Regions from separate parts of the Mus musculus genome. Here region 1 is linked to region 2. The links are chromatin contacts, found by Hi-C or POLR2A ChIA-PET in ENCODE. All regions are on one chromosome and are shown on one strand. The core of a region is the stretch at or near the end of the contact, and the rest is flanking DNA. Distances in the headings are between cores, read along the strand shown. Region 1 overlaps Atxn1 (ataxin 1). Region 2 overlaps Atxn1 (ataxin 1).

The links. Hi-C counts contacts between places; a loop is a spot of excess contacts on that map. ChIA-PET counts read pairs that join two places held with the same protein, here RNA polymerase II (POLR2A).
Region 1: a map of heart shows a loop between it and region 2 (2.0-fold over the local background). The contact joins two enhancer-like sites. A Hi-C loop is called at or near these places in 1 of 37 maps with a recorded cell type or tissue (heart). POLR2A ChIA-PET finds 5 or more read pairs at or near these places in 1 of 5 experiments (embryonic stem cell).

Annotation. Positions count from the first base shown.
Region 1 is chr13:45,826,482-45,829,758 of GRCm38, reverse strand. All of the region lies in intron 3 of Atxn1 (ataxin 1), which reads left to right. Among named protein-coding and RNA genes, the nearest start is that of Atxn1, 140 kb to the left of the region's middle. Within about 2 kb of position 1,941, at least 2 of the 3 ENCODE cell types and tissues checked have a DNase peak (open chromatin) inside an H3K27ac peak, as active enhancers do.
Region 2 is chr13:45,639,165-45,642,550 of GRCm38, reverse strand. All of the region lies in intron 6 of Atxn1 (ataxin 1), which reads left to right. Among named protein-coding and RNA genes, the nearest start is that of Gm34582, 120 kb to the right of the region's middle. Within about 2 kb of position 1,676, at least 1 of the 3 ENCODE cell types and tissues checked has a DNase peak (open chromatin) inside an H3K27ac peak, as active enhancers do.

The sequences.
Region 1 (3,277 bases), core at 692-3,191, 190 kb before region 2:
AATTGCCGGGTTGTTCTTGTTTGTTCTTTAGCATGCTTGGCTTGCTGCCCACAAGGTGAAGTCCCTCAGTGTGTGATAGTCTGGTGGAGCTGAGTTGTGGGGCACACGTCCTTATGGCAGGAGATGCCAATGGAAGATCCTATCTTCCGTAGGACGTTGGAGGGTGTTCATGGGAAACTTGAGGAGCCTCCTGTGATGACTCATTGTAGCCAGAGAAAAGCAGCTGTTTCCCAAGGAAGCCATGAGCTCATTATGGAGAGTGGTATAAAGCTCCTGGTCCCCTGGCCCTGGGCGTTCTTATGATCCAAATGTCTGCGTTTAAAGGAGAAAAGGGAAGAACCGGCTTAACCAAGATGTCAGAATGGGACCAAAAGTGGGCAAATATCTCCTCACTCTTTCTTGCCCAGCTTTCTGTTGCTCCACTCTGACTTTCTGACACTGAGCATCTCCCAGTCCAGACCTCAGTCCTCAATAAGGCCTTGTTGGCTTTCTGTGTCAGTTTTCTAGGGCTACTGTAACAAGATGCCCCAAGGCTGGCTGGCTGGAAAGAGAGACATTTGTTTCCTGTGACTGTGTAGGTGAGGTGTCTGAGGTAAAAGGTCAGCCGAGCCAGGTTCTTCTGGGATATTTAATTTGGCTTGTGGACTGAATTCTTCTTGAGTCTTCATGTCATCTTCTCAGGTGTTTTATCCCTAATCTCTTCTTACAAGGACACTCATACTGGGTTAGGGACCACCCATACAACCTCAGTTTACCTTATCTCCCTCTTGAAAGCTCTCTCTGTTTTGGTCTTGCATATGCTGATTCAACTAACTGAGGTTTAAAAATAGTTCGTCATATTTTTTTAAAAGGTACTTATTTACATGTGTATTTTACATGTGTATATGGAGATGTCTGAGTATTTGGATGTGTGCCACAAGTGCACAGGAATTCACAGAAGTCAGAAGAGGTTCTGGATGCCCTAAGCTAGAGTTACAGATAGTTGTTAGCTGCTGTGTAGGTACTGAGAACCTGAGTCCTTTCTGAAAGAGCAGGGAACGCTCTTAACTAACCACTGTGCCATCTCTCCAGCCCACGAGTATGTAGGTTCACTGCAAATCCTGTCATTTTAACAGAAAAGATCTGGACACCTGTGGTTTTAGTCTCCATCAAGCAAAGGGGCCAGAATCTGTCTTCCTCAGATCCCAAAGGAGGAGGGAATGTTCGGGTGTCGAGGGACCAGGAGTGAGGGTTTTATAGGTGCTATTGTTGCTTCAGATGAGCTACAACAGACTCTTTAACTGTTAATTTTTACAGTAATATGCAGGTGGCTAAATCATGATTCTAGTGCCGAAAATGTTTTTAACTGCTTGTCATAGGCTGAGCCTCGTGCCAGGCACTGGGGGGGGGGGGGGTTAACCTCTGCAAATGAAGAGTTGCTTCTTGCCAGGTTTGTGGAGCATAGCATATGAGTGAGCTCCAGGTTCGTGGTAGTAGATCCTTGAGGCTTGCATTCACGTCGGTGTGAGTTGGTTTTTGTTGCTTAGGGGACATTGGGACACTTATGTGTCTGGAGTATGTGATAACTGGAGTTCTGAAGAGGAAAGTCTGCAAAGACGACACCAGGCTTGTAAATCTGTCCTTCCAGTGTGTAATGTTTGCTTGGGAACTGGCTGACGTATGTGTACTTGGCATTTTTATTTTTTATTTTAGTTTTTCTCTCTCTCTTTTTTTTTTTTTTTTTTTTTTTTTTTGAGGGCAAAGCTGCTATTTTTACCCCCCCTAGTAGTGTTCTGATGACTCCTTGAGAATGTGGTTGCTATAGGAAGCACCAGCTGTTTCTTCCCTGGGTCCACGTCTTAGGCATATTTTTGTCCCCAATTTCTGGCATTATGCCCGCCTGGCATTTAGTAGGTCTTTGGCAAATATTTGCTGAATTACGTTTGCCGGATGGAAAGGCTTGCTGGGTGTGTGGCTCCTTCTCTGTGACAAACCCCTTGCCTCTCCAAGAAGGAGATTCTTAGCTTCTCAGCAGGAGCACTGTGAGTCACACTTGGCCTGGCTGACTCAGCATGGTCCCAGAGTCTCTAGCCCATTCAGAGCAGCCAGTTATCCTGGAGCCACTGAGGATTCTCAGAGTGAAGATGGGTATTGCACACACAGGTTAATATAGAGATGTGCACTGGAAAACACTAGCTCATTGAGCAGAATGGAAAAAAATGTAGCATGAATATAATAATTAGGTTGGGGCTCTGGGCAACCCCAAGCCTTGCTCTGGGGGTTGGGGTGGGGTGGCGAGTACTCTTTGTTTCCCTCACACTGCCTCTCCTCTGCCTTCATTATAGAGTCACTGAGAAGTGACTTAAGGTGAACTGTGAAAGGAGAAGTGCACTTGTGTGATAGATGTGGGAGTGGGTGTGGGAAGGTTGTTCCAGGCATTAAAAAAAAAAATTCCATCAAAGAGGCTTGGCTGGCTTTCCATTTCCAGTAATTGCTGACAGTTTTTATTGTTTAACGTTTTTTTCAAAGTGTCCTCAGCACCTCAGGATGTTCAAAACTCGAGCGTTTTCATGGGAGCGGTTCTGCCAGATGATAAGAGATGAGTTCTGTGATCAGCAGCAGAAGTGGAGTTGGCAGTCCCAGTGTTGATGGGAATTTAAATATACAGGAGTCAAAAAAATTCAGTTCAAGTTCAACGGTGAATGCGCCCCAGTCCCTTAGGGTACACGGCAGTAGCTCGTTCTGAATTGGTGGCAGATTGTGTTGAGTTTAAGCCCTTGTTTTTGCAGTCTTTCTGTCAAGGTCAACATGTGAATGGTGACTTTCAGCTTTCTTGGTTCTTGTAGTCTTACCCACTGCTTACACTGCTAAAGTGTTTGTGGATCAAGGGTCACGATTGTCATAAAAATAAAGACTCTGCCCTGCTCAAGCTGTGGTGCGGGATCTATATGACGTGAAGACAGGTCTCTGCCGGAGTATGACTTCATACTGACACAAAACAGTGGCTTCTACATTTGGATGATATATAAACGCCATGGACTCTACCCTTCTGTCTGACTTTAAACTATTTGGTGATATAAAAGCAACCAGATTGCTGTGCGGCCACGACCACCACCATCTCCCGATCCGTGATGGCTGATGCGTATGCCAGCTTGATGAGATCTAGACTCACAGGGGAGATGGGCTTAATGTATGCCTGTGGGGGTATTACCTCCATTAGGCTAATCAAACAGAGAAGGCCTTTCCACTGTGGGTGGCACCATTCCCTAGGCTAGGAACTTGAATGTCTACAAATAGG
Region 2 (3,386 bases), core at 427-2,926:
ATGTGAAGGAACTCTCGTTGACCCAGATTGAACCCCTGTTCTCATATCTGTTTCTCTGAGCTTGATCTATCCAAAGGAAACTTTGGCTTCAGACTGAGCTCAGTTCTCGGTAGAAATCAACATCAGGTTAGGTGGGTCACTGCCACCAAAGATGCTCAGACCCACCATACACCAAGGCTGTTTCCCCAGACATCAAAAATATCACATCACGTGACTCAAAACCATGTCCTCCTGTTTGTTTTGTTTTGTTTTTTTTTGTTTTGTTTTGTTTTTATAGGCTGGTATTGACCAGTCTGTGTCCATATGGGTGCTATGACGTGGAGGTATGTCTTCTAGAGCTTCAAGTATGAAAGGCTTTATCCCTATGGACACAGTATTAGAAAGTGATAGGACCTGTTTAGAGAATTTTCTCCCTAGGAGAGGCTAGGGAGTATCTGCCCCTTCCTCTTTAGAGTCCTAGCGATAGAGCAAAGTTTGGTCCCACCAAAGCTCTCCCTGGGGAACCAATACATTTATTGGACTTTCTTACAGAGCAGGGAAGGGAAGGTGGGTGACCCCCTTCAGCTGCACTGGAAAGTCTTTTCCCAATATGGATGAAGGCCTCCCCATAGCTGCATAGGTGGGGCCCCCCTCCCCAAGTCTTCCCCAGCCTATGTAATCTAGTCCCTCTAGTCTCTCACCAAGACCCCGAGGCCAAATGTAATTAGGTCAGTTACAGCTGGTTGAGAGGAAGGTCCCATGACCCCCCTCATTTCTCCTTCTTTGAGAGAATGTCAGCAGTCAACAAGCCCCGCTGAGAAGATCTTTGGCAAGTAGGATGGCTGAAATAATAATAATAAAGATGGCTGCTCTTTGGCCCAGAGGGTAGTGCTACACAGAGGAGGTTCTGGGAGCAGTATGGGTATGCCCTTGATACTAGGGTATGGGGGAACTTGCTCTCTTTTTCATCTCTGCTTGCTGGTTTGTGAGGTAAGTGGTTTGTTCTATTACATGCCACCACCACATGCCACCGTCACCAGAGCCTAGGTTATTAAGGTCACTTGATGCTTAACCAGGGCTTTCAGAACAATGATAACTAAAACATTTGCTTGTGTTGAAGTTAACTTTCTCAGGTATGGGAATATAGTGATGGACTAAGCCAACATTGCTGACTGAGTCCCTGATGCCCCTTTCAGCCTTAGCTTCATTCATTCATGCGTTTATGCCCTCAAACCAACTGACTCCTATTCGTTAGCCCATTTATTAAGCATCCATTGAATGTAACATCACTGATGTGGATACCAGATAGGCCTTAGTAAATGATTCTTTTCTTAGTACAGACGTGACTCACAGTGCCAGAGGCTCAAACTACATTGAATGGTATAGCCCGCACCTTGAACGGAAATATTGGATCTGAAACCTTGTCTTCAAAGTGGGCCAATCACATCTTCAGGCCTAAAAATAATTTTGCCTTATGGAAGGCACTGGGCTAAGAACGTGTTAAAAACCAGACAGGCCCAGGTTTAAGGCCCTGCATCTTTAATGTATCTGCTTAGCATTTTGAGGAAGATTTTTGTTCCCCAGCTTCGGTTTGCTCCTAAATGAAGTAATCATTTCTGCTTGCGGGGTGGCGTGAGAGTGAAGGAGAAAACATGCAGCAGAGTGATTGCCACATTTCCACAGAACGTTCATCAGACGCTGCTTGCCTGCCCTGTTCCTCATGCCTGCGACGGCTTGGCTCGTCTGCTCTTACTGTAAATAGACAGCAACCTTGTCACCCCGATGCTGAGAGCCACAGGACTTCCCTCCTGACTGTCCCTAGGGCAGCACCTTGCAGCCAGAATGTCTGGCTTCATGACTCTCAACACCTGGTGACAGCAGGTATCCAAAGTGTCACCAGCTCCCCAGGGAGTGTGTTCCCCTCTGCGTTCAGCCACCATGCACTTTCATGACGCCTTTAGCTCCCAGCAGAGAAGCCGGGCCCCAAGAATGCTGAGGCACAAAGTCTCACTGGACTGTCACTCCAGGGATGCTGTGTTCCATTGCCAAGCTTGTGCCTCTTGGGAGCTTTGGGGAATTACTACTCTGTATATGTGTGGGGGTAGGGAGACAGATGGAAGGTTTAAGGCTTTAGATGCCGAGGGCTTTTGTTTTGATGGGACTGGGCTGCATTTAGGTTTTACACACCCATTGGATTTCCTAGGGTGTAAGTGAGATTTAAGTAATGCCTTGAAAGGTGCTGAAGCTGGCATCATTTAGGCCTATTTACTTCTGTTGTTCTTGGAGGTGAAGGAGTCTGAGAGTAAAGTTTCTCAAAGATGGAGAATGTTGCCATAGACAGACATGTATGGACACTGGAAGTTAGTTAGTTAGTTAGTTAGTTAGTTGGATTTTTTTATGTTTTGTTTTAGGATAATTCTGAGGTGGGAGTGGGGTGCGTGCCTCCTAGCTGCGTGGGCTTATGAGATAAGACAGCGAAGGTATCCAACAGTTATCCCCAAGTAGCCTAAAGCCGTGGATTCATTAATCTTGATAGACTCAATGTTGAGACTGTACTCATTGCTAGTTCAATTTCCTACTTTTGAATTTGGGGATGCATCAAGCATGTCTGTCTGACCTGTGGATCAGGATTTCTACAAAGGGGATCCAAATCAATAATCTATTGATCACAGCACCTTGTCAGAAGTGCTAGCTGCTCCTGCCAGAGTCTCTGCTATTAAGTACTACTAGAATATGGGGAGTCAGAGTCTATCAAGTACAGTTCAGGGAATCAACGTTCTTAAAAGATCTTAGCTCTATGTATATGTGCATACATGTCTACATGTGTGTAGACTCATGAGCATGTGTGTGTCTGTCTGTCTGTGTGTCTGTATGTATGGGAAGACTCAAGATTGACATCAGGTATCTTTCTTGATCACTCTCTCTGCCTTTCTTACTGAAGCATGGTCGCACTCAGAGCAGAGATCACTGGTTGGCTAGGCTGGCTACCCAGCTTGTTTCCAAGGTATTCTGTCTCCAACTCCAGGGTTCTTAGAACTACAGACAGGCTGCTGTGCCTTGTGGATTCTCCATGGATTTTGAGGATCTGAACTCTGGTCTTCATCCTTACACAGCAAGAACTTTACCCACAGATGCATCTTCCTAGCCCTAGGATCAGCATTTATAGCAATCTCATTACAGATTAATCTTATTAATCTCAGGATTGCCCTACAAGATGCTATACATTTTATCACCTCAATACAACCAAACCTTGTTTCACACATTCAATCTTGTATCTAACTAATATGCCTCAGGGGCCTGCCATGTAAGATATCTAGAGATGAAGAAATAATCTAAGGTTTTCAAGTTAACCTCAAGAACTGACCATCGACTAAAGGGCCTGTGTAAAGACAGCTTCAACACAATGG